2 separate regions of the Homo sapiens genome follow, and region 2 is linked to region 1. A link is an interaction called in ENCODE POLR2A ChIA-PET data of the cell type or tissue named here. Cell type or tissue: Caco-2. All regions are shown on one strand. Each heading gives the region's core, and the rest is flanking DNA. Links, peaks and the distances in the headings are about the cores only.

What was found. ChIA-PET counts read pairs that join two places held together with the same protein. Peaks named below come from ENCODE experiments on the same cell type or tissue, not always from the same donor. Only the 100,000 strongest peaks of a DNase experiment are listed, where the experiment ranks them.
Region 2: POLR2A ChIA-PET joins it to region 1 with 5 read pairs; 5 of 35 experiments call an interaction of 5 or more read pairs at or near these places.

Annotation. Positions count from the first base shown.
Region 1 is chr15:73,641,227-73,647,968 of GRCh38, forward strand. LOC105370891 (a long non-coding RNA gene) reads left to right here. Exons shown (of 3, transcript XR_932451.3): 2 at 6,336-6,390. Among named protein-coding and RNA genes, the nearest start is that of NPTN, 11 kb to the left of the region's middle. In Caco-2, for the core only: no CTCF peak of the experiment used is centred there; no DNase peak of the experiment used is centred there.
Region 2 is chr15:73,367,556-73,374,297 of GRCh38, forward strand. It overlaps HCN4 (hyperpolarization activated cyclic nucleotide gated potassium channel 4), which reads right to left and starts at 1,403. Exons shown (of 8, transcript NM_005477.3): 1 at 1-1,403. The coding sequence starts at 715. RefSeq lists an enhancer at 6,710-6,742. In Caco-2, for the core only: no CTCF peak of the experiment used is centred there; no DNase peak of the experiment used is centred there; H3K4me3 peaks cover 814 bases; H3K27me3 peaks cover 118 bases.

The DNA of each region.
Region 1 (6,742 bases), core at 833-5,832:
AATGAGTCGTTAAGCTGTGCTACCTATAAGCCTGATCACATGTTACTCTCCATCATCATTTCCTTCTATTAGTAACGTTTTACTTAGCTGTTCCTCCAGGCTCAGCTGTGCTGCACAGAATTAAGGGAAGGGCCATTTGTCCTTTGGGTCAGAACATAAATGGCCAGGAAGCCTCCCCTAAGGTCATGGTGTGGTGGCTGTTGTCTCCAAGTAGAAAGTGAATGCAGCACAGAGAACAATGCAATGAATTGTGAGGGAGGACCAGTTCTCCCTCCACACAAGGAGACTCTCTAGCAATTGCCAAGGCTGCATGTCCAGCCCTCAATGCTTCCTTCTGCCTCCCAATACCTATAAAGCTCCTCCCTATACCATTGAAAAATGTTACCAAGCCTTGCATGACGGGCTAATTTTGCACCTCTCCACATCCAGTCTCCCCATCTAGAACACGAGTTCATTATAACAACGTCTTACATGCTACAGCTTTTCACAGTTTACAAAGCATTTCCCACAATAGGAAAAATAAAGCATTCATTATCCCATTATTTCACTTGGTTATCACAACGACCAATCATGTTCATTTCATAAACAAGATAACTAGGCTTCAGAATGGAGAATGCCTTGTTCAAGGTCCCCAGCTGGCAGGTAATAGAGCCAGAATTTGAACCCAAGTCCTTTGGACCTCAAAGGAAATATGCTGAGGGTGGCTGAGTCACTTTCTTGGGGAAGATGATCTCTTGCAATGACCCTCCTCAGACACCATGAGTCTTATCTGAAGATAAAGCACTCTCTTTGGGCAAGTTCTCCATTCAAGATCTGCTAAGGCTGGTATAATGTTGTTTCACCTCCTGGCCCCAGAAGTTTGAGGTGCTCATAATTTCTTCAGGGAGCATCTTGGGTACCAGCTCTACTATGATGGCCAATGCTCAAATGGGGCAGGGCAACTAAACAGCTGAGGTAGGCTCTCTCCACTGTTGGGGTTGGGGTTTTAGTGGCTAATACAAGGCATTCTTTTAATCCCTTCTCAAACTTGGAAACAACTGAGAGACGGACACAGGAGTCAGGCATATGGAGGTCAAAATGGTGGAGAACATGGCTTAGTCTGCTGGCCAAGTGAGCTTGCTAACACTTTGCCCCTGAATTTGGCAGACTTATTCAGAGATGTTGGTAGTGCAGGAAAACCACAAGTCTCCCATGGCCACTGGAAAACTTAGGGCAGCATGGAGAAGCAGAACCACTCATCTGCTCTCTGTAGGACGCCGGTCCCAGGCTTGCTCAAGTCCTTCCGCCTCAGTTGTCCACCAGAAAACTCATTCCTGAAGCCAGGAGGGGAAGCAAGTAAAAGGAGGCCACACATGTCACAATAATGAAGTGATTCTCTGCCCCAGCTACACATTAGAATCAACTAGGGAGCTTGAAAAAAACACCAGTGCCAAAATAGATATACACAACAATGTCCAGGTTCCAGCCCCAGCGATTTAAATGCAATTGATCTGGGGATGGGGCCCAGCTTGCATAGCAGAGTAATGCACTTTAATGTGCTGTAATGCACTGCTTCTCGAATGTTGATGCACATTGGATTACCTGGGGAACCTTAAAAAATCCCAACCCTAGACCACACCAATTAAATCAGAATCCCTGGAGGGGAGACCCAGGCATCAGTATATTTTTAAGACTCCCCAGGTGATTCCAATATGCAGCCAAAATTGAGAACAGGTGCTCAAATGTGGTTGTGTTGTTGTTGTTATCGTTTCAAATTTGAGTGTTCAGCAGAATCACAAGAAATGTTTGTTAAAAGATGGACTTCTGGGCCTCACCCCCAGAGTTTCTGACTCAGTAGGTTTGGGTTGGGGGCCTGAGAATCTCCATTTCTAACAAGCTCCCAGGTGGTGTGGATACTACTGGTTTGGAGACCACACTTTGAGACCTGCTCCTTCACAGGGTGTGCAGAGAAGCGTTTCCTTCATCAGCTGAGAAAGCCATGGTAAGACCTGATGTGATAACTTTCATCCCTGCAGGTCCACAGAAAAATATGCCAAAGTCAGTAGCATTGGCCTACATGATGTTTTAAAGAGGGTTCATAGATTCTGACTTTAAAAAAGAGCTGCCTCATCGTGGCTAGTGTCAGAATGCCCAAGATGCTCTTTATTTTGGTGCTCTCCTTCTCACAGTTGGGAAACTCATTTCTGGTTTTTACCAGGTTAATGGTTGGTTATAGTTGAAACAGAGATGCCTTCTGAGTATTGACATTTTCTCTTGAGAAGTGCTCCCATCTACGTAGCTCTAATTGGACCACTCCATTCTTACAAGTCCCTGTTTCCCTGTTTCGTTCAGGGGTGGTCACCAGACTCAAGCCAGGCCATCCAGAAGCCCTGGAAAATTTTTGGGTTAAAACTGAGGAAAGAGAGTCAGTTTCTCTCTTCTCCGTGTTATAAGCTATGAGATGTGAGACTTGGGGTGAAACTAGGTTTCCTCTCTACTGTGAGCTCCTCAAGGACAGAGTGTTATTTACTGCCATATTTCTCAGTGTTTAGCATAGTTAGTGGCACAAAGCAGGGCATCAAATAAATATTATACACAGTTTTGATGAGGTATAAGTGACATACAATGAACGGTGCATATTTAAAGTATTCAATTTGATATGTTTTGACATATTTATACACTCTAATAAACAGATTTTCAGATTGAATTAAAAAAATAATACCCGACTATATGCTGTCTCTGAGATAGCCATTTCAAATATGAAGCCACAAATAGATTTAAAGTAGGAGAATTGAAAAAGTATCCCATGCAGACATTAATTAAAGAGAAGCCAGAATGACTGTATTCATATCAAAGTGGATTTCAGAAGAAGAAATATTATCAGGGAATCATAGTGATATTACATAATGATAATGGGGTCAATTCACCAGGAGCACATAACAATCCGAAATGGTGTGTACAACAGTGCTTTATTATGCATGAAGCAGAAACTGAAATGCAAAATAGACAAGTCCTCAATTATAGCTGGCTATTTTAACACCTTTCTTTCAGTGATTGATAGAAAAAGTAGACAGAAAATCTGTAAGGATATGGGAGACATACAACACAATCCATCAACTGGATCTAATAGCATCGTCTACCTAATAATAGCAGAATATGCATTCTTTCCAGGTGCGCACAGAGCATTCACTAAGATAGGCTGTGTTCCAGACTATAAAATAAGTCTCAACAAATTTAAATTTATTGCCAGGCACGGTGGGGCATGCCTGTAGTCCCAGCTATGCAGGAGGATCCCTTGAGCTCAGGATTTGAGACCAGCTTAGGCAACATAGTGAGACCCCCATCTAAAAAAAAATAAATAAAAAGTAGTGAAATCATGCAAACTATGTTGTCTAACCACAAAGGAATATACTACTAAAAGTCAAAAAGAAAAAGATATCTTGAAAATCCTCAAAGAATTGGAAATTGAACAACACACTTCTAAAAAGAAACCAAAGAATAAATAATAATGGAAATTTAAAAATATTTTAATAGTCCATTACATTAAAGAGATGTGAAAATAAGAAAACATATTTAGGGCCAGGCGCAGTGGCTTATGCCTGTAATCCTAGCACTTTGGGAGGCCAAGGCAGGTAGATCACTTGCTCTCAGGAGTTTGAGACCAGCCTGGGCAACATGGTGAAACCCCGTTTCTACAAAAAATACAAAAATTAGCTGGGCGTGGTGGCTTGTGCCTGTACTCCCAGCTACTTTAGGGAGCTGAGGCAGAAGATTCCCTTGAGCCCAGAAGGCAGAGGTTCCAGTGAATGGAGATGGCGTCACTGCACTCCAGCCTGGGTCACAGAGTGAGACCCTGTCTCAAAAAAAAAAAAAAAAAAAGAAGAAGGAGGAGGAGGAAACATATTTAGTATACTTATATTCACATTTATCTTTTCTCTTTTCTTTCTTTTTTTTTTTTTTTTTTGAGATGGAGTCTCAGTCTGTGGCCCAGGCTGGAGTGCAGTGGCCCAGCTCGGCTCACTACAACCTCCACCTCCCGATTTCAAGCAATTCTCCTGCCTCAGCCTCCCAAGTAGCTGGGATTATAGGCACATGCCACCATGCCCAGCTATTTTTTGTATTTTTAGTAGAGATGTTGTTTTGCCATGTTGGCCAGGCTGGTCTCGAACTCCTGAACTCAGGTGATCCACCTGCCTCGGCCTCCCAAAGTGCTGGGATTACAGGCATGAGCCACTGTGCCCAGCCACATTTATCATTTCTATACTCTTCATTCTTATGTGTGGATGCAAATTTCCATCTGGTATCATTTTCCTTCTGCCTGATGAACTCTCTAAACTTTTGCCTGAGAAAGTCTTTATTTCACCTTCTCTTTTGAAACATATTTTGGCTAGGCACAGCGGCTCACTCCTGTAAACCCAGCATTTTGGGAGGCCAAGACAGGAGGCCCAGGAGCTTAAGACCAGCCTGGGCAACATGGTGACATCTCATCTTAAAAAAATAGAAAAAGGAGAGAAAGAAAGGAAGGAAGGAAGGAAGGGTATTTTTTTTTTGTCAGGTATAGAATTCCAAGTTAACAGATTCTTTTTTCAATTCTTTAAAGATGTCATTCCATTATTTTTTGCTTGGCATAATTTCGGTGAAAATTCTACTATAATCCTTGCCTTTGTTCCATTGAACATAATACGTCGTTTTTTTTCTGGCCGCTATTCAATTATTTTATTTATCACTGGTTTTTCAGCAATTTGATTATAATGTGCCTTGATGTTTATTGTTTTCTTTATATTTGTTCCATTTGGAGTTCATTGAGCTTCTTGGATCTATAGGTTTATAGCTTTCCTCGAATTTGGAAAATCTTATGCCATTATTTCTTCTCATAAGTTTCTATTCTTCTACCCTTCTGCAACTCTAGTTACACTTATTTTATTTTATTTTATTTTATTTTATTTTATTTTATTTTATTTTATTTTTGAGATGGAGTCTCGCTCTGTCGCCCAGGCTGGAGTGCAATGGTGTGATCTTGGCTTACTCTCCACCTCCCGGGTTCAAGTGATTCTCCTGTCTCAGCCTACCTAGTAGCTGGGATTACAGGCTCCCGCCACCATGCCCAGAAAATTTTTGTATTTTTAGTAGAGACAGAGTTTCACCATGTTAGCCAGGCTGGTCTTGAACTCCTGACCTCAGGTGATCCACCTTCCTTGGCCTCCCAAAGTGCTGGGATTACAGGCGCGAGCCACCGCGCACAGCCTGTCACGTGTATTTTAGATCACTTGTTATCATCCCATAGAATCACTAGGCTTGTGTTTTGTTTTTGTTTTGTTTTTGAGACAGAGTCTCACTCTTGCCCAGGCTAGAGTGCAGTGGATCACAGTTCACTGCAGCCTTAACTTTCTGGGCTCAAAGGATCCTTCCATCTCAGCCTCCCAAGTAGCTGGGACCATACGCTTACGCCACCACACCCACCTAATTTTTGTATTTTTTATAGAGATGGAGTTTGGCCATGTTGCCAGGCTGGTCTCAAACTCCTGAGCTCAGGTGATCCACCTGCCTCGGCCTCCCGAAGTGCTGGGATTACAGGCATGAGCCACTGTGCCCGGCCACATTTATCATGGAGGAGGGGGAGGGGGAGGGGGGAAAGGGAGGAGAAGGATCTGCCCACTTCAGCCTCCCAAAGTGCTGGGATTACAGGCGTTCACTTTTTTTCATTCTCGTTTTTCTCTGTTTTCTTCATTTTGGGTAAATATTGCTATGTCTTCACATTCACTGACCTCTTTTTTCTAGTGTTTAACCTGCTCTCAATCCAAACTTGTATAGATTTCATTTCAGATAATTGTGTTTTTCATTCTAGAAATTCCATTTGGGTCTTTTAATATATTTTCTTTGTCTCCTCGTTATTTTTATGTTTTCCTTTTCATCTTAAGCATATTTGTAAGATTTAAAAATAGCTTTAAAATCCTTGTCTGCTAATTCTATCATCTTTGTCATTGCAGGTTTTTGGCTTTTTTTTTTTTTTTTTTAAGAGACAAAATCTCTGTCTCACTCTGTCACCCAGGCTGGCGTACAGGGTGACACAATCATAGCTCACTGCAGTATCCAATTCATGGGCTCAAGAGATCCTACTGCTTCTGCTTCCTAAGTAGCTGGGACTACAAGCATGCTCTACCACACCCTGCTAAATAAAAAAAAATTTTTTTTTGGACAGGTGGGGTCTCATGATGTTGCCCAAACTGGTTTTGAATTCCTGGCCTCAAGCAATAATCCCGCCTCAGCCTCCCAAAGCGCTGAGATTACAGGCATGAGTCACCGTGCCCAGCCCATTTCTAGTATTTTCTAATGATGCATTTTTCTCTTCACTATAGGTCATCTTCCTGCTGATTTGTATGCCTGGTAGTTTTTCACTGGATGCTCTACATGGTAAATTTTACCTTGCTGATTGCTACCCTTTGTTGCTTTTCTTTAAGGAGTATTGGGCTTTGTTTGGCATGCAGTTAAACTATTGCATATCAGTTTGATCTTTTTGAGGCTTGTTTTTCTGCAGTTACGGAATCAGAACAGCCATTTTTCTAGGTGTATTTATGTCTTCTGTCAAGGCCTTCTGCTTCTGAGAATGCCCTCTATTTTACAAAGTCTCTTTACTCTGGCTCATGGGAACAAAAACGAGTTCTAGCTGTGTGTGAGCTCCAGGAATTATTTGAACAACTGTTTTCCAGTGGTTTTTACCCCACCCTCCTGGAGTTTCACCCCAGGCATGTACAGATCATCACTC
Region 2 (6,742 bases), core at 667-5,666, 270 kb before region 1:
CTTTCTGGCTGCCGAACATCCTTAGGGAGAATTTGTTGACCCCGGGTTGGAGCATGGCCCCGAACTGGCGCTGCATGAAGCCGGCCTGGCCCAGGCGCACCTCGGCCTCCGGGAGGATCTGGTCGCCGGCAGCCGCGCCTCCCTCCACTTTGATAGCGGTGTCCACCGAGGGCTGCTCGCAGGAGGCGGAGGCCGGCTGCGGTGGCTGCTGGGGCGGCGGCGGCGAGGCTGCGGGCTGCGCCGAGGCGCCGGGGCGCTCGGGCTCGGCCGCCAGGCCTGGGGGCGTCCTGTCCTCGCCGGGGGACGCGTCGCCCTCGGCGATGAGCCGCCGCTCCTCCGCGGAGTCATGCAGGTGTCCGTGACTGCTGCCGCTCCCCGTGCCGCCGCTGCCGCCGCCCCGGCTGCCCAGCGAGGCCAGGCTCCCGCGGAAGCGCCTGCAGTCGCCGTTCGTGCTGGACTTGCCCGCGCCGCGGGCCGGCCCTTCGCTGTCCGCTGCCCCGAGGGCCGAGCTCCGGGACTCCGTGCCACCCGCGGCCGCCGAGGGGGAGGGCGAGGGCAGTGGCCGCAGCCGGATGCTCCTGCGGCTGGGGTCTTGGCGGCCCCCGGCCCCCTCCTCCTCGGCGTCCTCTTCCTCGTCCATGATCCACGCCTTGGCCCCCACCTGCTGCGGGAGGCTGTAGAGCCGCTTGCGCATGGACGGCGGCAGCTTGTCCATGGCGCCAGGGGCCGGGGTCGGACCGGGCCGGGGGCAGGAGCGCGGCGCCGCGGACGGGCTCCAGGTCCGCCCGCCGGTCAGTCCGCCCGTGGGGACGCGTCCTTTGCCGCCGGCGTGGGGGCAGCCTCAGGCGCCCATGCTTGGGCAGGCTGCGCGCCGCGGGGAGGATCCTAGTCCCGCTCCGAGTCCCCGGGCTCGCCGCGCTACACCTCCTCCCGGGCCCGGCTGGGCGCGGGGACCCCGCGCTCCCTTCTTGCCTCCCTCCCTCCCTCTGGCGTTCAGGGGCGCGGCGCGCCGCCCGGCTCCAGGCGCCCCGCCCCCGCGGGGAACAATGGGCGCCGGCCGGAGAGGCTCTGCGGCCGCGGCGCTCAGGGAACCGCTCCGGAGTGCAGAGCGCACGGCCCGCGCGGGTCCCGGGCGTGCGTCCCGCGGGAGGGCTGGCTGTCCGTCTGTCTCGCCGCCCGGGCTTTGTGGCTGGCCACCCGCGAGCTCGCCTCGCCTCCTCTGCCCCGGCCCGTCCGGCCCGTCCCGGGGCTCCCGCCGCAACCGAGCGGAGCCCAGCGACCCGCCGGGCTTACATCAGCGGCCGCCTCCCCCGAAGCGCCCTCCGGCAGCGCTCGGGCTCCCGCGCCCCGGAATATTCATGAAGCCGCCGCAGCTCGCGGGTTGCCATAGGAGCGGCTCCAGCAGCCGGGCCTGCCTACCTGGGCTTCTTAAAGGGGCAGCGGCGCACGGGCCGGGGGCTGGAAAGGGGCGGGGGGCGGGCCTGGCAAGGGGCCCAGGTTAGACCCTCGCTAGACCTTCGGGGCCGGGGTGAGAGGTATCCACACTGCTGCGCCCTTAAATCTCTTTCCTGGGCTAAGCTGGGAGTGCGCCCCAAGTCTGAAGCTCCGGCTTCAGTTGCGAATTCCCCATCCTAAGATTGAAGGGTGGGGGGTGGCTTCCCAATTTCTCCATCACCAAGCTCTGGGCTCGCCTTTCCCTGGCATTTTTGCCCCTCAGCTGGGTCTCCGACTTTCCTCTTGGGAGGCGACCGGGTTCGTCTGGATGCAGAGTCCCGGCCTTCCCGCAACCCTCCTGGAGAGGGGGCTTCCGGAAATGCGCCGCGTCGGGGAGGCTCCCACGGTTTTCCTGTGACATGGGCAGGGTGCGAACCCCGCGCCAGTCTTTCCCCTGCAAAGCCTCGCAGCAGCCAGGCAAGGAGGGCGTGGGGAAACAGGGAGACACGCACAGGGCGCGCGGGTGGGACCCAGCCCTTCGAGGTAAGACTTCGAGGAAATGCGCCGGCAACAGTGACGGATGCGAGATCCGAACGCCGACCTCCGCACGCGCCTCTCCCTCGGTAGTTCCGAGAAAGGGACAAGCCGGCTGCAGCGGGGAGCGGTTGGGCCGGTTCCTCGGACGCCCCAGCACTCTGGAACTGGCTTTGGAGCCCCTTCTCCCTGTGTTCCCATCCACATTATGACACCTACTATGTGGACCCACGCTGGGTGAGTTCCTGTTCCACCCAGTCCCCTACCTGCACCCCCAAGCAGCTGCACAGCCCCCACTCCCTTCCAGTCTGCAGCCCAGCCCCCTTCCCCCCAACCCCCGCCAAGGATCCAACTGTGTGTCCTCTCTCCCAGTCTCTCCCAGTGTACAGTGTCCGGGCTTATGGACAGATTTCACTAGCTCAGCCTAAGGTATAGCCCTACCCCCTCCAACACCATGGACAGCCTGATACCCCAGATTAGCTCAGAAATGGATAGGGGGACAGATTGGGCATTAAGGGGAGGGGAGTTGTCCAGAGAAGGCTGGAGCCGAGGTTAATGCTGGAGCGGACACACAGCAAAGTCTCACAGGAGGGAGGCAAAAAGGTCCCCTGGCTCTGCCATCTCTCTGAGGAATAACATCAAGTTTTTCTTCAAATGATTTTTTTACTCTCATTCTTAGCCCAATGTGACCACTTTCGCCTCCTCCATCCAGAGTAGGAATTTGGAGAGCAGGATGCGGGGCGGGCAGCCTAGCAGGGGCTCTTCTGCTCTACCCACTGGACCACAGGACCTCCCACAGTGAGAGGAATGACTAGGGTGATGACATCACTGGTAGCTGGCATTTTTACTTTTGAGCAGCTCTGAGCTGACAGTTCTCTGCACAGATGCTGGAAGCCTAATCCCTGAGTGTCCTTGGGTCTCCTTGAGAAGAAGTGTTCTTAAAGAGCTGTGAGCCCAGCCTGCCCTGGTCTACCAGCCACAGGAGGGAAGACCTCCATTTAACACACTTCTTTGAGCTTCTTTGTCTAGCTGGGAGTTAGTCTGCCTTAACCCCGCTCAGGAAGTCAGCCCATATAGGCTTCCCCATGACCTATGGTAGAGACATCTCCTCCTCTGGGAACCCTTTCCTAATCACCAAAACCTTGGTCATGTCCCTGCCTTTGGTTCCCATGGCCCATTAGCTCCTGTGACCCTGAGCACTGATTACACAGTGCAGTCTGTGCCCTGAGGGTGGAGCAGGTCCACCTTATCTCAGGGACCTCTCCACCAACACAAGGGTGGACAGAAAGCAGATTAATAAGTTTCAACTCTACAAATGAGTGAGGGACCCTAGAAGTTAGCTAATGGCATTGGAGGGGATGCTTGGAGGAGATGGAGGATAAGACCAAAATTCTGCTTCCTGGGATACTGCTGCCACAGGCCGGCCAGGGGTCAGGATCTCTTAATTCCACCCTACCAGCACCTCACTCGCCCTCAATTTCATTAGTGGCACCCATTCACGACCATCTAGGACCAACTTTAGGTGCAGCAATGACTATTAGATAAATCAGGCCCTTGATAAACCCTGATGAGATCTGGCTTCTCCTGCCTCCTTTATGTGGAAACCCTAATGGAGGACACTGGTGGTGTGCCAACAGTCCAGGGGACAGAGGAGGAGCAGCCCCAGGTCTTGCCCTTGATGGGCTTCAAGTTGTGAGGAAGCTAGACTCATTCTCAGGAATAGGGCATGAAAATAGAGCAGGAAAACTGAAGACAGGAAAGAAATGTATATTAAATCATGTCCCCAACCATGAGAGATTTCAGAGGGAGCTATTGCTGGCCTTGGAGTAGCTAGGGAGGGTTTCCTGGAGGAGGGGGCCAGACTTGATGAGAGACATATATCTAACACTTTACAGTTTACACCTTTTTGTTGTTAAACCACATGAAATTTTGATTTTTGTGAGCCCAATATTGTCAAATTTTGGCAATTTCACGTGAGTCAACCTGACATTCTTACTCCCATTTGCAGGCAAGAGAACTAAAGCACAGAGAGGTCAAGAGGCTTGCCAAATGCCCCATAGCAAGAAAATGGTGAAGCTAGAATTCAAGGGCTCCACAGGGCAGGCTGTGCTCTACTGCCCATCTGCTCATGCAGGTGGGGTAGGGGGCAGGCACAGATGGAGGAAGGAGAAGGAGAGAGAAGGTAAAGAATGGGGAGAGAATAAATAGGACTCCCACATTCTGTAATCTCCCCATTGCTCCACCTGGGTCTCACACCCTCTCCTTTCCAGCACTGCCTAGAAGGCCTGGGGTCTGCTCTGGTTCCTTTGATAACATGGTAGCCAGGCCCTGGGGACCCCAGCAAGGGGAAGGCCCTGTCTCAGGACTGAAATATATGGAGAAGACCTGCTGCTCTCACCATGGGTGGGGGACTAGGGGACTTTGGAGACAAATGGGCTGCTGCAGTGCTGCAGCGGGCCTGGATATTCCTGGAATGCAAATGTAGAAAACATCTGAGTCTAAGAGAGAAGGGGACTGGGGAGGATGGGTTTCCTTCCCTGGAACGGACACTGAATATCAGTGAAAGTTAGAAGACCTGCTGGGAGTAGAAGTGGAGAATGTAGCTGATTGTATAAATCAACCTCAGACCTTATTTGTGGGGGACCTAGATGGGCAGAGGGGGATGGGAAATTCTGGAAGCTTATTTGCTTATGGGCAGAGGGCATTGTTCTTGCTTGGAGAGGCAGCTCTGGGGTAGGGCAGTGGCTCCCACAGCCTGCAATGCCAAAGTTTTGGCCAGTTCTGCTTGAAATGAGATGAAAACACACACACACACACACACACACACACACACACACACACACACACACACACAGAACAATGTAGGATATTTTAGGTTAAGGTTGCCAACTGTCCTTTCTTAGAAGGCTGTCTTTATTCTAAGGTTATATCCTTGCTACATTCTCTGTGTTAAAATGCCCTTTTATGAAATCATGGTGCTGGAAGATGCTGTTTTTTCAATGTCGTTGGCTAAATAAAAAGTTGGCACTGGGTTCTGTGTTTGTTCCGAAAAATCATTTTTGAAATGTTATTGATCTATAAGTTCCAAAAGTCTGGGAACCCCTGTTGTAAACAATAGAGCATGAAACTGAAAAACAAAAGCTGGAGAATTAAGTACTTCTCTGTCAGTTACTGCCTGTGTATGCCTCGATCTTCCTCGTGTGTAAAATGGGTTTAATGATATGCACCTCAAAAGTTATTGCTAAGACTACATGAGAAAATGAATGCACCTAGCATAGCATCTCATTTGTAGTAAGTTCTCAGTAAACACTGAATGATGAAATGATGGAATGAAACCTGCATTACCCAATGGAGAGGAAGGCTCCTGGCCTTTGGAATCCAATTTAGGTCATATCATCTTAAAACTTTCTGTTGGGATGAAAGGGATGTTTTATACAAGATTCCTTCCTTTGAACTCTCCATCCCTGACAAGCCCTGGCTGGGTCTCCAGAAGGCAGACTTCCTTCTCTCTGGGACAGGACCTTGCTGTGGCCCCAAGCTCTACAGCAAGCTTGTTCAACCCGCAGCCCACAGACCACATGCAGCCCAGGACAGCTTTGAATGCAGCCCAACACAAACTTGTAAACTTTCTTAAAACATTATGAGATTTTTTTGCGATTTTTTTAGCTCATCAGCTATTGTTAATGTTAGTATATTTTATGTGTGGCCCAAGACAATTCTTCTTCCTCCAGTGTGGCCCAGGGAAGCCAAAAGATTGGACACCCCTGCTATATAGGCAGCTGCTAACTCAGAGGGCCACATCGTTGACCCTGTGCTCAAAACCCTCTGAGAAGGCTGGGGGTGGTGGCAAGTGGTATCCATACATACATGCCACTTCATCTTTTTGCTCAGTGTAGATACAGTCCTGCACTTCTGCTCTGCCCCAAGGCAGGTCTGCTCTGTAGGGCTGGACAGGGATCAGGGACATATAGACTTCCTGCTGGGAGTCCTGACCTGGAGACAAGGCCTCCAAGAAAGAATACTGGAATCAGCACCATGCCCTCAGGTTTTCTGTCCTGAGGCTTCCTGATAAAGAAGCTGGAAAAAAAAAAGAAAGAAAGAAAGAAAGAGAGAGAGGGAGGGAGGGAGGGAGGCAGGGGGAGAGAGAGAGAGAGAGAGAGGGAGGGAGGGAGGGAGAGAGAGAGATAGAGAGAGAGAAAGAAAGAAAGAAAGAAAGAAAGAAAGAAAGAAAGAAAGAAAGAAAGAAAGAAAGAAAAAGAAACTAAGAAACTGGAAGGGTGGAAGGGGAGGGGACATGCAGGGAGCAACCAGACTGGATATAGATGTTCCGGGAAACAAACCAACCAGCCAGAGTTGACCAAGCCCTTGGGTGCCCAACCCTGTGCACAGCTACACATGGATGGAGGCCAAGAAGGCAGAGATATGCCCTAGCTTGGGCGATACCTGGTCTGGTCAAAGCAGCAAAAGATCATCCCAGAGGTTTGTAATCAAGAGTCAAAGGGAGTGGTTCAGAAGCTCAGGGCAATGATCCTCTTGAGTAGAGTCAAGTTGGGTTCCCTGGAGGAAATGGAAAGTGGTTAGTGTGTGTGTGTGTGTGTGTGTGTGTGTGTGTGTGTGTGTGTGGATGTGTGCACGCGCACATGCTTATTATGGAGGAAAGAGTGAATGGAGTAGCCGGGCATGGATAAGGCCTGCAGCATTCTCACAGTGGGGTCATCAAGGATAGAGCTGGGGGCAGGTGTTCAATTCACCTGCAACAGCCTTTGCCCTAAGC